2 separate regions of the Mus musculus genome follow, and region 1 is linked to region 2. Evidence: chromatin loops called from intact Hi-C (ENCODE). Cell type or tissue: heart. All regions are shown on one strand. Links, peaks and the distances in the headings refer to the core of each region. The heading gives the core; the rest is flanking DNA. Region 1 overlaps Antxr2 (anthrax toxin receptor 2). Region 2 holds the start of Antxr2 (anthrax toxin receptor 2).

Region 1 (9,038 bases), core at 279-8,278, 50 kb after region 2:
TTATATAGACTGGATATTAAACCCATGTGAGCTGTGTAGTTTATGAAGATCTTTCTCATTCTCTGCTTTCCTGGGCTGTGCTGAAGCTTTTTAATTTTTTAGAATCCTATTTGCCAACTTTTGGAGTTCTGTTCTATGCTGTTAGATTATTATTTTTTTTCAGAGAGACCTTGCCTGTGCCTACATCTTTAAGGTTCTTTATTGGTGTTTCCTCTAGCAGTTTCAAGGATTTAGGTATTAAAGTCGATGATTAATTTTGAATTTATGTTTATACAGTGTGAGAGATATGGACTGAACCTCATTCCCATATAGGAATGAATAATAAGGTAGATGCTTGTTTTTTCTATCACCATTTATTGAAGAGTGCCATTTTCCAAAATATATATTTAATATCTTTGTCAAAAATTCGATGGCTACATCCAGCTCTGTAGAATTCTTGTGCTATTCTGGCCTTTTTGCATATTTGTCTTATTTTTCAATGGCATTAGAGTATTGATTTAGTTCCTGTGACACTGTAGTATGTAGGAGTGTTGACATAGAGTGTTGTGATTTTGTGTCTGTGGCACTGTAGTATGTAGGAGTGTTCACATAGAGTGTTGTGATTTTGTGTCTGTGGCACTGTAGTATGTAGGAGTGTTCACATAGAGTGTTGTGATTTTGTGTCTGTGGCACTGTAGTATGTAGGAGTGTTGACATAGAGTGTTGTGATTTAGTTCCTGTGGCACTGTAGTATGTAGGAGTGTTGACATAGAGTGTTGTGATTTTGTGTCTGTGGCACTGTAGTATGTAGGAGTGTTCACATAGGGTGTTGTGATTTTGTGTCTGTGGCACTGTAGTATGTAGGAGTGTTGACATAGAGTGTTGTGATTTTGTGTGTGTGGCACTGTAGTATGTAGGAGTGTTCACATAGAGTGTTGTGATTTTGTGTCTGTGGCACTGTAGTATGTAGGAGTGTTCACATAGAGTATTGTGATTTTGTGTCTGTGGCACTGTAGTATGTAGGAGTGTTCACATAGAGTGTTGTGATTTAGTTCCTGTGGCACTGTAGTATGTAGGAGTGTTCACATAGAGTGTTGTGATTTTGTGTCTGTGGCACTGTAGTATGTAGGAGTGTTGACATAGAGTGTTGTGATTTTGTGTCTGTGGCACTGTAGTATGTAGGAGTGTTCACATGGAGTGTTGTGATTCTGCTACTATTTCTTTGTCCAGTAAGCATTGTTCTGGAGAGTCAGGGATTTTGTACTTCCATAAGAATTTTGGAATTAATTTTTCTAGTTCTACGAAGAATTTTATTGGGATTTTGATGGGGTTTGTATTTAATCTGCAGATTGCCTTTGGCTGGATGGCAGTCTTCACAATGTCTTCTTCTTTCTCTTGAACATGGGAGCCCTGGGAAGTGTCCTCTTCAGTTTCTTTTAGAGCTGTCTTAACATTTTTAACATAGAGGTCTCCACCTCTTTTGTTAGGTTTATTTCCAATATTTTGCTTTCCTTGAAGCTATTGTGAATGTTACATTTTCCTTGTTTCATCCTTGGGAATGTTTTTATTGGCATATAGAAAGGTTGCTGCGTAGTTGATGTTCAGTGGCTACCATGAGACTTTTCTAAAAGTGTTTATAATATCTAAGTGTGTTCTGTTAAATCACTAGGCTCCTTATAACTACAGGATTGTGTCATCTGCAAATAGGGATACCTCATTTTTCTCCTTTCCTGTTTGTATTCCATTTAATGTCTTTCTCTTACAGCTTTGGTAGAGTTAAAACTTATATTGAACAAGAACAGTGAGAATAGACACTCTTGTCTCATTTCTGATATTAGAGAAAATGTTTCCTGTTTTTCCCCATTTAGTATTATATTGTCTATAAAATTATTGTACATAATCTTTAGTATATGTGAGTCTATTTTTTTAATTCCTGTTTTTAAGGGCATTCATTTATCAGGAAGGGAGATGAAGTTTGTCAAAGCCCTTTTTACATCTATTGAGGCATTGCTGTGTTTTTTGTCTTTTAAGTCTCTCTGTGTTGCATTACTTGATTGAACCAATCTTGTATTCCTTACCTGGGGTAAGACCGGCTTGGTCATAATGCATTTGTGATTTTTTTTTTAAAAACAGAATTTACTTTTATTTCATGTATATGAAATGTGTGCCTGCATGCATGTGTGTGTAGCATGTGCATATCTGGTGCCTGCAGGGGCCAGAAGAAGACCTCCTCTTCCCTGGAAGTGGTGTTACGGATGCTTGTGGTCTAGCATGCAGGTGCTGGTAAACCGCATTCTCTCCTAAAACAGAAAGTGCTCTAACAGCCACGGCGAATCGCCGCAGCTTCATATGTGCGATTCCGAATATATTCATGAGAGTGTGATTGTAAGAACTTTGTTAATGTTCACCAGAGAAATTGGTCTACAGACCTCCCTGTTTGTCTGTTTGTCTGTCTGTCAATCTGTCTCTACTCTCTGTGTGTGTATGTACCTGTGTGTGTGTGCACCCATGCATGTGTGTGCACACATGTGCGCATGTGTTTTATGTTTTAATTTAGTTGGTATCAGAGCATTACTGGCTTTGGAGAATGACTTTGGCTCTTTACTTTCTCTCTCTCTTTCTCTTTGTGGAACACTTTTTAGGAGTGTTCTTGGTGTCTTCAATCAGTAGTTGAAGAATTCTGGAGTGTTGAAGGAGTCATGATGCTTTGCCTTTTCATATTTATGGTGTCTGTGTGCTGTGATTGCGTGTACGGCTTCTGGTTGTATTGGAAGATATTCCTGTTGAGTATCATACTTTGAGGGTCTCAAGTTTTTATTTGCACAGTTTCCCTCCTTTGCATAACAGTGCCAGGGGCTGCTCACAGTTAGCTCTGCAGTCTGCTCTGTGTAGACTCTCTCACCCTTCTGAACGCTGCAGTCCATACTGTTCCCTCAGGTAGCTAAATCCACAGGGAGTGGGAAAGGCTACACACTGAGCTCTGAACAAGTAGGAGGCCCTCCTGAATAGTTTATCCTTCTCCCGCCTCCTGGGATGCAGCTGTAGTGTTAGTGGAGCATGGGGGAGATTTAGGATTTAGGTTCTACAGCAATGACTAACAGGTAATTGGTTCCAGTGGTGGGTTGTTCTCATTGAGCTTCTAATCTCCAAGTGACCCAAATTCAGGGTATTCGTAATTAATTAGACCTGCTCCAGGAAACTAAGAGGGGAGGCTACCTCTCTTCCGTACTCCACTTCCTGAGTCTAGCTTTCCTGCTGCGTTCTGTTTTTGGCTTTGGGGCTTCTAGTCCTCCAGCTGTTTACAACTGCATCAAAATCTATACTTACCCTGGGATGGTTGCAGACTAAATTCCAACTCCCTGCCCTGTGACAGTTCCCCATCTTCAGCCCCTAAGGATAGTTTAGTTTCAAAGAGTAGCTTCTTTCTCAAGATGATGTTGGGTCCAGCACCTTCCCTCTGAACCACAAAAGTGCAAGAGTATGCTTCTGTACCACTGGGGACCCATCTGCCCGAGGAATCGCTGTTTCATCAAAACCATCTTGATTTTAAGCCTACACATTTTTTCAGGAGTATCCTAAATGTAGGAATCCAAGTCCCTTTTCACCAGGGCCACAAGCCTCCTGCTTTGGATAAGTTTTCTGACTTTGCTCCCTCTGTCCCTGCCAGGCATCCCTGTGAGCGCAGGGTGTTAGGTTGGGCATCTTCCACGAGCGATATCCTATCCATAGTCTTGTAACGCCCCTGTTTTCTTGTTTTCTTTCCCTGAAAGATCTCCATTTTGACATCTTGAGCTTCTCATTGGTCACTTCTTGTACAGAATATTTATTTTTTTTAAAAAATGAACTATTGTGCTTTAATGTAATTACAGTTTAAAGTATTGCATGTAAACTACATTCCAGCATTAAAGTATTCAGTGTCTAGTTATTGCCATCTTAATATAGAATATGGTAAATTCTAGATGAGGAAAACAAATTTACAAGTCATTTTTATTTCTAAATCTGTATTAACTCTCTCGTCAGTCTTGTCTACCCGCCTCTTCTCTGACTATTTTTTCATTTGGAAGTGATTTTGATAAACTTTGTTTTAAATTATATCATCTTGCATTTGTAAAATTCATAATTCATAGAAGGGCTAGGTGCTTTTTCTTAAAAAACTGTCTTGACTTATCTGTGTCCCGATGTGATTATTGGTTTGATGACTAGAGAGACCTTTTAAATGTTATTTCTAGTTTATTTTTTCAACCTAAACAGTTATTGGTTACATTGTACGTACAGAACAGGCTGTTCATCATGGTGTGGTCCTGCTCTGTAATCTGATTGATTTTTTTTTCAAAAAGTATCTTCTCATGGATGAAGCAAGTTCCGTTCTCAACACACGGCTCGAGTTCTGGAGAAGGGAGGCCATGTTTAGCAAATTCAACTGGCTTATGTCACACACTGGTGCCAACTTTATGACTCCCTATTTTTTTTTTTAAAAGAAAACTTTCCCTTATTAGCCTAAGCTATATCAATCAGGCCCTTTTTTATTAGTTGGAATATTTTCGGTTTAGTCTTAACCCACACAAGTTTTCTCCTTTAGAGTCTGTTACACAAATTCTGTAAAAATATTTAAAGGTGTTATTGACCAGAGATTCCATTCCTCCAGGGAGAGTATGTTGGATTTTACCATTGGTCCCCAGTGTTGTTATCCAAGAATTTTGGTGGCTTTTTTTTTTTTTTCCAAATCTCAAATCTTATGCGGTTTGTAGTGAAGACTCAATCATACATGAAAATTTGTATTCATTTGGAAAAAAACTTTCAAAGGTTCAAACGATGTCTCTTATTCAGAGGCGCGTTCAGCATGGATAGGTCCGTGATTTCACAGGTGGTTTAAGACACTGAGTGTCTGTATTTCCTCTGTAATTCAACAGCACAGGAAAGGTTTGCAATTATTTATTTATTTATTTATTTATTTTGCTGCGGGATTTCCGTCCTGTCTGGTTACAAGCAGGGGCTGTGACCACCTCTGCACTTCATCTGTCTTCGAGTTCCATCAGGAGCGGAACGCTGATCACAGACCATCTGGACTTTGTCTGACTTTGATAATGCAGTGCAGAGGAGCTCTAAAAATAGAGGCAGAACTCCGGTGACCATCAGGCGCAGCTTGCTTCATTGTTCTTCACTCGTAGCCCTGTGCCTCGTGCGGTGGTTTCTGCGTCTCAGAGCGCTTTAAGTGGAGCGGTTCTGAGTCAGTGCGTTGTACATGCTTGAGTGCAGACTGTGTTTGAGAATAATTGTTTGGTTTTCACAAGGGATCTGCGTTCTGCAAGTGTGATGTTTGATACATGCAAGGGAGTTGTGTCCCTTGGGAGCTAAGCCTTGGGAAATGGACTAGGAACACGTTGTCAAATAAAGAAGCTGTTATGGGTTGGCAATCTTTGAACTTCAAAACAGAAAACATAACGAACAGCAGGATTGAGCAGGCAGTTTGATTTGCTGTCTTGTTGTTTTGGCTGGACTGGGAAGGATAGCATTGGTTTTGATATGAGGAGATTTTAGTTATCTGTTCAGATTTTGAGGCAGTGCTCAGTTTTCCCATGATCATCTGGGTTTACTCTGATAAAATAGGGGATTTACCATGTACAGTGTTAGACCCTGCGACAACACAAGTGCTTACACAGAGTTTTGTAGCTCAATGGGTAGTGGTGAATTGACTTGTCTCTGACATCTTTAGATATAGGGAGTGGACCTCGACTTTGTTAATAACCATGGGACTCACATGCTACAATTAGTCTTATAGCTTATTATTTTTTTTATCCTTTTCAGATATTAGCTCAATCATGTACTGAAATCCTGGAATTGAGTCCTTCAAGTGTCTGTGTAGGGGGTAAGTGTTTAGAGTTTAAAAATACCATGTAAGAAATTATTTTTCTTTTTCCCCTAGCTGAAAGATATGATTTGAAACTCATGTTGGAAGGAGAATAGCAAAATTAACTTTTTTGGCATCTTTTTTTTGGTGTAAGAATTTTTAAATAATTCCTTGAAATATTTCTATTTTAAATTCAAATTTTTAAGATTCAAATGTTATTTTAAATAATGAGCATATTGTGTGACAGGCTTTTAGAATGTTCTGTATATTCAGTTCATGTTTGAGACCTTTTCTATGGCAAATAAAATAAAATATAGAAGCCTTTATCTGATTGGGTGGTATTTGGGACTGCAGAGCTCTATGCTCTAATGACCTGGCCATGTTATCCTGTCTGCAAGCTCCAGGCTCATAGGGAAATGACTTAGGGGCAGAGTGCAGGAAGGAAGCAGGCGACTTCATCAGCTGCTTCTCAAAGCAGGTTCAGGTTCTCACCTCCCAGACATCCTTGCCCAGGCAGTCTGCTTCTCCCCAGCCGACTTTCCTCTTCAAGTTGACCTAGAGTTCTTTTTAGCACAACTTTTTTTAGAAAAGGAGAAAAGAAGTCCCATCCTGAATAAGGAGAAGGGGAATTTATCATATGTAAATTATCACAGAACATCGTGGTTACCGGATGGATGTGCTGTCTAGCCCTGCATCCCTTAGCTCCCTAATACATGATCATCGAGACAGGGAGCAGGAAACATGCACGGGGACATTCCAGAGCAGTGGGGTCTTTTCTAAGGATGGAGAGCATTAGTTTTCTAGGAAAAACATAGGCAAGTAGGTGGAAACTACATTAAGATAATAGCTTGTCTTTATTACATCCCTTCTTGAGCCTTCCAAGCCATGTTCCTTGAATCTACAGTTTTACTTAGTCACTTTAACATTGCTCTTCAGGAGTTGTATAATCCAAGTTTGCAGATGGAGAAAGTGAGGCAGAGGCAGGTTTGGAGATTCAGTATATGTGAGTCATTGTCCTTTAGATCCTTGTCCATCTGACAACAGTGTCTATGCTCTTACTGAATTACATGTTAGGTATGCCTGCACATTGTTAGAACATATGAGTACTTCTCTTTTGATGACGCAGTGAATGGAGAGTGGCCGGTAGGCTTTGCTTTGGTAGCTGGTGACAGTGTGTCAGGCTTGGTGGTAGGAGGGAGAAGTCCAGAAAGATAGAGGGTGTTAGGGTGAATTAACCTGAAGGAACTCTGAGTATAAAGGTCCATTTCGGCATCACAAGTGATTTTGCCTGGTTTGTAAACTTCAACAAAATCTGAGCTATATATTTAATACACGTTGAAAAATAAGAACAAAACCCCAAAACCCCAGATCTTCAGTTCAACCAACATATTTATACTATTAAACTAGGAACTTTCCCACAAGATAGATCTATGATGTGAATGTGTGTGAGTGTACACATATGTGTGTACACTTGCATTTTTCCTATGTTATTTCTAGAAGAGCCTTGCTGATTTTTTTTTGGTGGGGCTCCCAAACTCCCTTTGCTGCCCAATTCCTAAATTGTAATTTACTCAGATCAACTCTGTAACATTTCTCTTACTTCAGTTTGCCTTTGGGACAAGAGGCCATCACCATTGGGATTGCTAACATATTCGATTGTAGTCACACAGCACGTCTTCTCTACCCATTGAGAGATTGGGTCTGCCAACTTTTCTTCTAGCATATTCTTTCATATTCATTCCTTTTCTAAAATTCAGTGTCTTTAGACATTGTAGATAGGGAGACAGTAAAGCAGATTCCTCTAGTCCCTGTCACGGCTGCCAGTAATCCAAACAGCAGAACGTCTGTTGTACTGTAAGACAAAACAGGTTGACAAGTTGTTTGTTTTATTTACTTCCTGAACTTAGTGACTGAGAGAGAAAAGAGAAAGAGCACATTCTTTCTTGAAAAGCCTATAAGAATAGAATTGGGGGAACAGAAATAAGCCAGGTAATTATTGCTATATTTTAATTCTAATACCTGGGTTACTACTGGAAAACACTCTAATAAAAACCAAAGTAGAAGCTTCGTGCGACAATGAATGCCATCTCCACTATCTCTACCTAGAGCGTCTAAAGGAAGCAAGCTTGGCTGGAGTCGTAAAGTCACGGTTATTGGTGGAGAGGATCGAGTGCGGAAATATGTGCTGAGGCTCCCGAAACTGTGGCTGATCTTAAAAAAAAAAAACCATTGGTTACAGGCTCACCTTTTTTTCTTTCTTTCTTTCTTTCTCTTTTTCTTTTTTATCTCTAGAGAAATTTCAAGTTGTTCTGACTGGAAGAGCAGTCACGTCGATCAGTCACGATGGCAGTGTCCTCTGTACATTCACTGCAAACAGCACATATACAAAGAGTAAGTCCCCAGGAATGCCAGTGTCACCTAAAGGTCTTTGTTGCGCATAATCTTGAGGATGTTTTCTTCTTTAAAAAGCATTTATTTTTATTTTATGTGTGTGAGTGTTTCGCCTATACATGTTTGTGCCTAGTGTCTGCAGAGACCAGAAGAAGACATGTTATAGATGGTTGTAAACTGTTATGTGGGTGCTAGGGCTCAAACCCACCTCCACTGGAAAAGCAGCAAGTGCTTTTAGCCTCTGAGCCATCTCTGTAACCTAAAATATTCTTTCTTTCTTTCTTTCTTTCTTTCTTTCTTTCTTTCTTTCTTTCTTTCTTTCTTTCTTTCTTTCTTTCTTTTCCTTCCTTCCTTCCTTCCTTTCTTCCTTCCTTCCTTTCTTTTTTCTCATTCAATTAAAATCAGCTATGCTACAGTTTTTCATTAGAGAAAAAAATAAAGCTTCTATAATAATAATATGAATAACAATAATTATTTCATAGAGGTAATACTTGCTCATGACTTAATAAACACTAGACCCTGTTCTCAGTAATCTCATTATTCAGAAGATGGTCTTTGATGTATGAATTACCATCCTGTGGTGAAACAGCTAATAACAGGCAGAGATGAACGTTTAAAAAAACAAACAAACAAACAAAAAGCCAGGCAGTGGTGGCGCACGCCTTTAATCCCAGCACTTGGGAGACAGAGGCAGGTGGATTTCTGAGTTAGAGGCCAGCCTGGTCTTCAAAGAGTTCCAGGACAGCCAGGGCTATACAGAGAAACCCTGTCTCGAAAAAAACCCAAAAACCAACAACCAAAAAAAAAAAAAAAAAAAAAA
Region 2 (9,038 bases), core at 542-8,541:
CAAAGCAGATTCAGTGTCCAGGCTTGTTGGGATGTTCTGGATGCTGTGGCTGCAGATGTTACACTTGCACTATCTGTATTCATGCTTTAGGACTAGGACACCTCACTCACCTAGACGGCTGCCAGTGACAGCTCCCAGCCGAGTTTCTGACAGCAGTTGCTAGCCAAAGCATGTTTTCCTACCAGAGCTTGTGCCCCTAGTTGGGGGGCAGTCCAAATTTGATGACCTTTCTATGAACAAACATAGAAATCAGGCCCCCACCTGAAAGGCCATTTCGGCCAGAGTTACTTTTGAGGATGGCTGAGGTTTCCTCTGCAATTATGTCCTGCCTGGGACCATTTCTGTATCCTTCCTCTCCTAGGTTTCTCTCCTGAAAGGATGTTCCACTTCACCTGTGGTCTTAGTCTCATGCCTCTTTCTAGGAACCTGGGTTTTAAGCATCTAGTCCCAAATGCAGATGTTGATAACTTTCCTATAATACACACTGAAATTTTAAGTGGTCTCATACACAGAGAATCTACTTTACAGGTAATTATACCTCCCCAAACCATTCACAGGAACTCGATCAGACATAGGGGAAATTTAGTTCTTTTATGACCATGCCTGATAAAAGCTGAAATAGGCTTTATCACCTGTAGGCACTGAAGATTTATTTTCTTCCTCTGAATCACTTTAGATACCACACAATGAATCACTTCCGATGTGATGAGTATATGAATCACTTCTAGCAGTAGACAGTCCCAGAGAGTCATGTCCATCACTGTGGCTGCCAGGCAAAGAAGCCTGCTTGTAAGTAACACAGAGGTTTGCTTTCACCTTTTTAGACCTAAAAGATGTTTTTAAATGTTTGCCTTTATTGTTACACATTTGCTTATTTACTTATTTGCTTATTATTTGTTGGTAAAGGTAGAGAGAAATAAATTAATTTCTATGCAGATTTCTTGAGATCAGGGTGGGTAGCATTCTAATTTATTTTTGAGTTATGTGTCTATTTGGGTGTTTCTGTGTGAGTTTTACATATACAGGTGGCTTGCTCACAGATGCCAGAAGATGCTTTGGATACCCTGGACTGAGTATAGGTTATGAACCTCCTGACATAGGTGCTGGGAACTGAAATCTGGTCCTCTGGAAGGCATTGCTCTTAGCCACTGGGCCATCTCTTCAGTCCTGCACTTTTGCTTAGAATGTTGTAACACACATCGCAGGTATCAGCAAACATCTGCTAACAAAGATTAGTACATGAATTATTATATAAAATGGAACATGAGTGTGTGTCTTCATCTCTTCCTTTTTCCTCCCCCCTCCCCGCAACTTCCTGAAACTGTGTCCTTTTCCCCATTCTTACAGGGAAAGAAAACTTGGTTTGAAACGTTGTGCTCACCCAAACCCTTAGTCCCCTTAGGAGTGGAAAAGGGAAGTGGTGCTGTTGTCTCAGCTCAACATGGCCCAGAAAGAATTCCAAGTGTATTCTGGCTCTCATCTCCTTCATTATTGCTTGTGAGAAAGCATGGTCAGCAGCAGCATTTGCCAGGGACACTCCCAAGAAGAGACTGACCTACTTTTAGCTTTAGCCCATGTCCTTGGACTCCCCACAGTAAGCAGCAAATCAGGACAGCGGGTTACCCTAATAACCAAAAATCAGTAAATAGTTTTTACATGAACATAATTTGTTTGACTATTGATCTCTGCTGGTTGAGGCCATTTCCTGTTTTGTGGTCAGTCTTGCATGAGCAAGCTAGTGAAATGCAAGACTTCTAGAGCTGTGCTGAACTCATCACCTACACAAACCAACAAAGAACCATGAGTGCCGGGGTTCAGTATACCAGTTACTTCTATTAGCCTTGGGATCCAGGAAGTGCCGAGGTCAGAGAGTGTATTTTGCTATAATTTGAGTGTAAGAGAAGACATCAAAGTCTACAAGATGAGCAGGCAATGAGTCAAGAAACCAGGGGCAAAGGAGCCAATTATCGAGAGTTCCAAGTACCTTACCAAGGGGCAATATCCTGTAGCATATCTCTTCAAATTGCTTCTTGAAAACACTTTTACAGTTTCTGGCAGACTTCATTTATCCCAGATTTTTATTAGAATATATGTGTGTGTGTGTGTATATATACATACATACATACATATATATGTATACACACATATATGTATATATGTATACACACATGTAATATATGGTATTATTTGGTAAAATTACTCAAAGTATAATTCTCTTTTGAATAGGATTAGAGTTAAAAATGGAGACCTAACTGCAAGTCTCACAAAGGGCATTTACTATCTGAATTCTGGGCACTAGCTGATAGGTACTCAATAAATATTCATTGAAGTGATGGTCTCCTGTCCTCAAAGAGCTGACATTGACATATCTGGCTGTAAATCAAAATCATAAATATCATAAATAGAGTATCATAAATAAAAAGTTAAACATAGATGGTGGCCAACAATACACATGCAAAAGAGCAGCCTGTAAGCATCACAGGAACTTCCTATCATAAAGCATTGACTTGTTACAGTGACTTGTGAAGGAGGAGGGGCTGCCTCCTCTCAGTCACTGTGTGCATCAGTGACGTTGAAAGCTCTAAAAGCTACGTTGTTGACAAAGCAAAAGGGGAAGTCACAGGTGGAAGTGGTGGAGAAGAGAGGGGAGGGAGAAATGGGGAAGAGAACAGAATCAGTAAGGAGAAATTTGCACACAAACTTCAGCCCCTGTAGGATTTTGGCAAGATCTGATGAGCTCACCGCCGGATGAAGTCTTATTGTGATTCAGTTTGTTCTTTGAGTCATACGTAACCATAAAATTGTACATATTAATGTACACATTGCACAATGCTTACAAGTTACCTGGCTTTATCTCCTCCACTACTTAGCCTTTTCAAGGTGAAACCCGTGATAACTGGGCTCAGGGAGAGTGGGACTAGATATTTCCAGGTGTGATTTTTCATTGCTACCGAAGTGATCACTGGCTCCTAGCTTTGTCTTGGCTGGGAGAGATGCAAATTAAAAGCCCAGTGGGGTGTGGGATAACCTTCCTTTAAGTTGTTGATCACAGGTGTCCCAAAATCAATACAGGCTATTACCATTACTCTTGGTTGCCTACCGGAACTTGATGTCAAGACCCTTTAGCTGTAGACACCATGCATTTTGGACACAGGACTTTGAGGAACCCATCTGGAACTGACCTGTAGTCTCCCGAAATCTAGCTCTTATAGTCTTAGAATTGATTATGTGAGCTGCCAAGAGAGAAAAGCCATCAATAGTCCTGCCTACCAGTGAAGCCTGCAAGCCACAGGAATGGCTAACATGGAGAGATATGCTCATTTCTACAATATAGGGTGATAACTGTTTTCTGATTGGGATTAAGGCTCACTCCACAGAAAGAAACGTATCTTTCTCCAAGATACTCCAAGAGCCTGTGGCTGTGGTGCTCATGGGCCACAGGAATGAACCTATTACTTTGATGTCAAATAAATGGACATCAAAGCAAACGACCCTCTGAATTCATGTCTCTCTACTTGTAGATCAGCCAGCGCAACTCTGAGACCTCATCAGACAAGTTTCTCAGTGCAGGGGATGGTGGTTAATGCACAAACCCACAAATGGTCAAATCGAAGAGAATAAATGCTCGTGGATTGCCCAGCCACAAATGGGACATACAAATCACAAGCCCTCCTTAACGTTCCAGGACAATCCACAAAGGGTGGGAGTAAGGTGAGTGAAAAGATTCACAGAACTCTAGGTCAGGGGCACTACAGCTCAGCGCTGGCCTCTGGGCATGACGGGATTGCTGCATGCATGAACACACAGCCGCTGAGGTTGTCGCACAATATCCTCAGAAGATCAAGCCAGTCAACCTGCTAGCATGGAGTGGGAAACTTTTTTTTTTTTTTTTTTTTTTTAATGAAATCCCACCGGTCACCCTGGAGCTATGCACAGTAGAAGGCTTCCGAGTGGGGCTATGGTTTTCTTTAAGGGTGTGGTTCTTTGAAGGCTAAACCTACTCCATTGAATGGTCCCCACGTGGACCAGGAGTATATAGACTGCTCAAATTGGAGTCTATGGGTTCTTGACAAAAGGGACACGAAGTTGAGGTGTGTGTAGGGAGGTGAGGGTTGATTTCAGAGGAGTTAGGGGTAGGGAGGTGTTGGGTGTGTGTGTGTGAAAAATATATATGATCAGTACACGTCGCATGAAACTCTCAGAATTAATGAAAAATGGAAAAATTATCAAATAGAAAAAAAAAGAGAAAGAAAAGAGGAAGTCCCCTTTCTTAAACCTTAAATCCTGCGTCACTAGGTCGGTGTGTGATGGATGAAAGGTGCGGAGGGATGAGGCATAAGGCCGTCACTATCCAGGAGACAGCTGGTCCTGAGTCTCTAAACCACGCGGAGGGCCGTTCCAGCACAGCTGGGGAAAACAGGCCGGGCCAGGCTTGCGGGAGAGTTGGATATGTTTAGTATCTAGAGGACGTTTGTTTTTCAGAACTCCTCTCTCCCTTCCGAAATCTGGCAGGCGTTAGTCATCCGCTGCTCAGCACGAACCCTCAAGTGTGCTTGTGTGGCTCGTCGGGCTTCCTCCCGGCGCCCCGCCCTCGGGCTCGCACGAGCAGACCGGTCAGCGCCCACTCCCACCCCCCAGGCCTGAGGTGCCCGGCGGCCTGCCGCTCCCCCGGGTGCTTAGCATCCCGGGCTGCAGAGGCTCGCCCCGCGCGGCGCGGCGCCAGGTTGGGGCAGGGAAGAAAGTTATAAAGTGCCGCGAGGAGTTGGGCGGTCCGAGGAAGAGAGGCGGAAGAGGAGGACTCGGCTGAGTTCCCGCGGCGATCGTGGGGTCCGCGGGTGCCTGTCCCGCAGCTCACCACCGCAGCTAGACGCCAGCCTTTCTGCTCCCGGGTGGGCGCCGGAGACTCAGCGGGAGGCGAGGAACTTGTCCCGAGAGCTGTCGCTGCGGGCCTCATTGTCTGCAGCAACTCTCCGGAATCCGGAGTGGGAGAACTGGACTCTGTCCACTGGGATTTGCCCAGAGTTCCGGCGGCAGCTGTGGCGGCTGCGGAGACTCTCTTTGTCCTCCCAGGACCTCGCTCTCTCTCCTCAGTGGCAGCTGTTGGGTGGCTCTGAGCTTGGAGAGGGCATCCCAGCCCCGCTCAGCCTCTGACCCCCGGGCGAGTCCCCGGTGACTCCGCCTCTTTCACGTCTCTGCTCTGTGAAGCCCGGAGCCCAGAACCCCGAGCCCAAGGGACTGTGAGCCAGAGAGAGCTGCCGGGCCCCGGCCACAGGATGGTGGCCGGTCGGTCCCGGGCGCGCAGCCCTGGGAGCTGGCTGTTCCCTGGCCTGTGGTTGTTGGCTGTGGGCGGTCCGGGGTCGTTGCTGCAAGCCCAGGAGCAGCCCTCTTGCAAAAAAGCCTTCGATTTGTACTTCGTACTGGACAAGTGAGTGAAGGAGGACTGTGGGGTCAGGGTCTCCTGGGGGGAGGGCAGCTCTGAATCAGCTAGGACTGAAGTTGAGATGTGTTTGGATTCTGGGGGAGGCGACGAGGGAACTCTCCCTAGTGTGCATGTGGCTGACTCCTTTCAAAGGCAAGCTCATTAGCTGTACAGGAATAGGGGCTGCGAGACTCCAGGGCTACTTGGTTCTCCAAAGGAGAGGCGTGCAGTGCTTTTTTTGTCCTGGAATCTTTTGGGAAACGGTAGTGTGGCCACCTGCAGCTCGTTTCCTCCCAGGAACTTTTGTGCCTCTTTATCATACTCCCCCTAGACCCCCACGGACATTCTAAAGTTTGCCTAATTTTATCCTGATCACACTGGGAGCCAGGGGGGGGGGGGGAAAGCCTTAATATACCCAATGTGGCTTGCATTTCCTGAGAAATGAGGGCTTGTGTTTTTATTTTGAAAAGCCAGGTCTCTCTCTAAACAGTACAAAGCAAGTGTCCCCCCCCCCCCCCCCAAGAAGTGTGGTCTTCCTGGTTTCCTTGATTCAGCCCAAACACTAAAGTTTCAGCTCTGAACATGGACATGAACAAGCACACTTAACTTTGAAGAGGGGAGTCAGTCCCCGCCCCCTATCCCTGACCCCCGACCTCCACCCCCCATCATGCGCCTTTTAAAACTGAAGAAATGTTTGCCATTAAGGCCCACTTTTTGTCTTTCTGATCAATTTATCTTCCTTTTTCAGGTCTGGCAGTGTAGCAAATAACTGGATTGAAATTTATAATTTTGTCCACCAGCTGACAGAGAGATTTGTGAGGTATGTCTCCCCATCGTACCTTTCTTGGCATTGGAAAGGAAATCGAACAAACAGCCGGGTTTCCCTGTTCTAAAACCCTTCTCATGGGAAATCTTTCCCGAAATCAAAATGTTGAATTTTAAACGTCTCAAGGTGGCCCTTTCACACATGGTGTGCAGGCGAGACTTTCAGCTAACCCTTGCAAGTTCAATTTATCTGGCTCCCAGAAACTTGGCCCAGGGTGTGAGGGAACATCTTCAAATACAATTCTTAATGTCTTTTCCTTTTCGACCACTCATCTGTTTTGAGTTTGAGTTATGCTTTCTCATAATTTATCACATTTAAAAAATACATTTTATCCTAATAGTGTCTGTACTATATTTTCAACTCCACACACTTGGCTCTGTAAACTTCCACATTTTAAAAGTGTCGGAAAACTTTAAATGAACATGTGTTAATAACCCACTAGCTGAAAAAGCACTTGTGTGTGTGTGCATTTAAAGAAATGAGTTGTGTTTACACAATGTGTGGGTGTGTGGCTGGTTTAAAATGTAACCGTTCTATATATGCAGGAGGCTTCACTAGCAAACACTGTTTCCCTCGGCTATAAAAAGCATGGCTGCTGGTAAATCCAGCTTACTCTCTTATTTAGAAGTAACCAGGAATTAGTGGCAATCCCTATTTAAAAATAACCCTTGGATGCAATGTTTTCTGTGGTTACCCTCTTCTGTTTTTTTTTTTTTCTTTTCTTTTCTTTCTTTCTTTTTTTTTTTTTTTTTTTTGGATGCCAGGAACAAGTGCAAGTTTATCAGGGTAATGGGAGGGACACGGATAGGAGCTGTGTCATTAAATATTGCCTCCCTCAGTCTTCTGAGCCCAAATGTTTTCTGTAAAACAGGCTTGGATGATCAAAACATTTTGAAAGTCATGTTGCAAGTAACTTCAAACAATCTGTAGAGGCCTAGGCAATCCCCGCTTTGGTTATTGGCAGCCGTAAAGCTGTCCCTATAAAAATGTATGCCTGTCGGTGTTCAATCTTCAGTCTCCTGCTTCAGGAGCCAAAGATAGCACTCTGGTTCCTGGACAGGGTCTGAGGTCAAACCATCTAGGCAGGGAATATAAATAAGAGCTTAGATCTGTAACTGTCAAAGCCAAGCAGACCGTTGTTTATAAGTTTCTGATTCCATCGCTGAATGTGCTGAGAATGTCATTCAGTGTTACTCAAAAGCAACGGATTACTTCAATGTCACATTTGAAGAAAACGAGGCTCTTATTGAATCTGGTTTGCAAGTTTGGATTTCTATAGCATATACTGTTCTCTGGCTCAAGTATAGTTGCTCAGTTACTAATTATATGTTGTGGGGAAATGAATAAAAGATAGCTGCTGTCAAGCACAGTGCTTACAGGAGCTAGGGCCTTTGGACCTTCCAGCTTGTGTCTCAGTTTCACAACTGCAGTTTCAGACCTGAGCAACACTAGCATACGCTTTTCTAAAAACAACCACCTTTTGGTGACATTAGTGCCAAAATCCTGGAATATAGATTGGGAATTTGAAATGCCAAGTCAAAAGGTGATTTCTTAATGCTCAAAGTATTAAGAAATGTAATTATTAAGATATTTAAGCATTTACAGTATTTACGGTGACTTTTGTCTGGACTCTTATCATAACGTGGCTTCTACGTTAAGCTGACTTCTCTCCAGCCCTAAGTGAAGGGTGTGGCCTCCTGCAGAGAGAAGTAGGAGAAGGTCAAAGGAAGGAACATTTTTCTAGGAAAGAGTCTTGCAGCAGCCTAGAGACTGTCCAGTTATTCTTTCTAGATGTAAACGCCAGTCATTTGTGGAGGAGTGTTCTGAGAGCGGAGAAGCACAGACTGCATAAAAAGAAATGCAGTGCAGACAGGAGGGCTGTGCAGAGTTAGCTGATCTACTGAGAGAGTTCCATTTAAGGGAAGTGGGGACTGTGCAGGGAGACCAATTTTAAATGAGATTCCTGGCTCTGCTTTTGTATTGTACCAATATTTCTTTTGAAAATGTTTTAACTGCCTCTTTCCTTATTTTGCAGCCCTGAAATGAGATTGTCCTTCATTGTGTTTTCTTCCCAAGCAACCATTATTTTGCCATTAACTGGAGACAGGTTAGTGCATTATCATTTCAGCGCAGGCTTTTAGGAGAGATGAATCATAAAGGCATGATTGATATTGCCGTGTGGTGATCTGGGCCTCTCCGTGGGCTCAAGCGAACACACAGACAACTCAGTGCTCTGCAGGAACAGAAGGGAGAGGCAGCATGAGTATGCAGGAGTAGACCATCTGAAAATCAATATCATCTATATTGGTTGTGGAATATATTCTACATTTCTAGTCTTTCTCTGAAGTTCAGTGACTTGCAACAAAAGACTGCACACACGCCAACACACGCACACGCACACGCACACACACACCCTGCTACCCCTCAGTGCTTAGAAAAGGAGTGGCTTTCCTGTCCATTGTCACACCATTTCTTGTGACCCTTTCTATGGTGTCTGATCATAGTGTGGTACATTGGAAGCAACCATCCACGTATCTGACTCATGGCTGCTTTTCCTGGGGTTACTTTTGTTTTCTTGACTGTGGAGTCTACGATCAGAAATGGAGTGCTATGATTCCATTTTTACTTCATCTGACAGAAAGTGTGTAAGACCTTGGTTAGTGAATACTTGTTGACTGAAGGAATGTGGTAACCACATTTCGGGATCACCTCTTTCTGATCCACAGTTTTAAGCAAGGGCGACTGCAGTGCTTTGGTTTACAGAATGTGTGAATTTCTAAAAAATAATTGTGA

Evidence for each region. Peaks named below come from ENCODE experiments on the same cell type or tissue, not always from the same donor. Only the 100,000 strongest peaks of a DNase experiment are listed, where the experiment ranks them.
Region 1: a loop joins it to region 2, with 1.9 times the contacts of the local background. A loop is called at or near these places in 5 of 42 quality-filtered maps.

The regions. Positions count from the first base shown.
Region 1 is chr5:97,976,781-97,985,818 of GRCm38, reverse strand. It overlaps Antxr2 (anthrax toxin receptor 2), which reads left to right. Exons shown (of 17, transcript NM_133738.2): 8 at 5,785-5,845; 9 at 8,120-8,218. Among named protein-coding and RNA genes, the nearest start is that of Gm34226, 35 kb to the left of the region's middle. In heart, for the core only: no CTCF peak of the experiment used is centred there; a DNase peak (open chromatin) is centred at 5,088; H3K4me3 peaks cover 691 bases; H3K27ac peaks cover 3,408 bases.
Region 2 is chr5:98,026,785-98,035,822 of GRCm38, reverse strand. It overlaps Antxr2 (anthrax toxin receptor 2), which reads left to right and starts at 4,806. Exons shown (of 17, transcript NM_133738.2): 1 at 4,806-5,425; 2 at 6,168-6,239; 3 at 8,281-8,352. The coding sequence starts at 5,274. It overlaps Gm34226 (a long non-coding RNA gene), which reads right to left. Exons shown (of 3, transcript XR_389370.3): 3 at 8,343-8,478. It also overlaps Gm42759. In heart, for the core only: no CTCF peak of the experiment used is centred there; DNase peaks (open chromatin) are centred at 1,412, 2,592, 4,632 and 5,162; H3K4me3 peaks cover 4,131 bases; H3K27ac peaks cover 3,516 bases.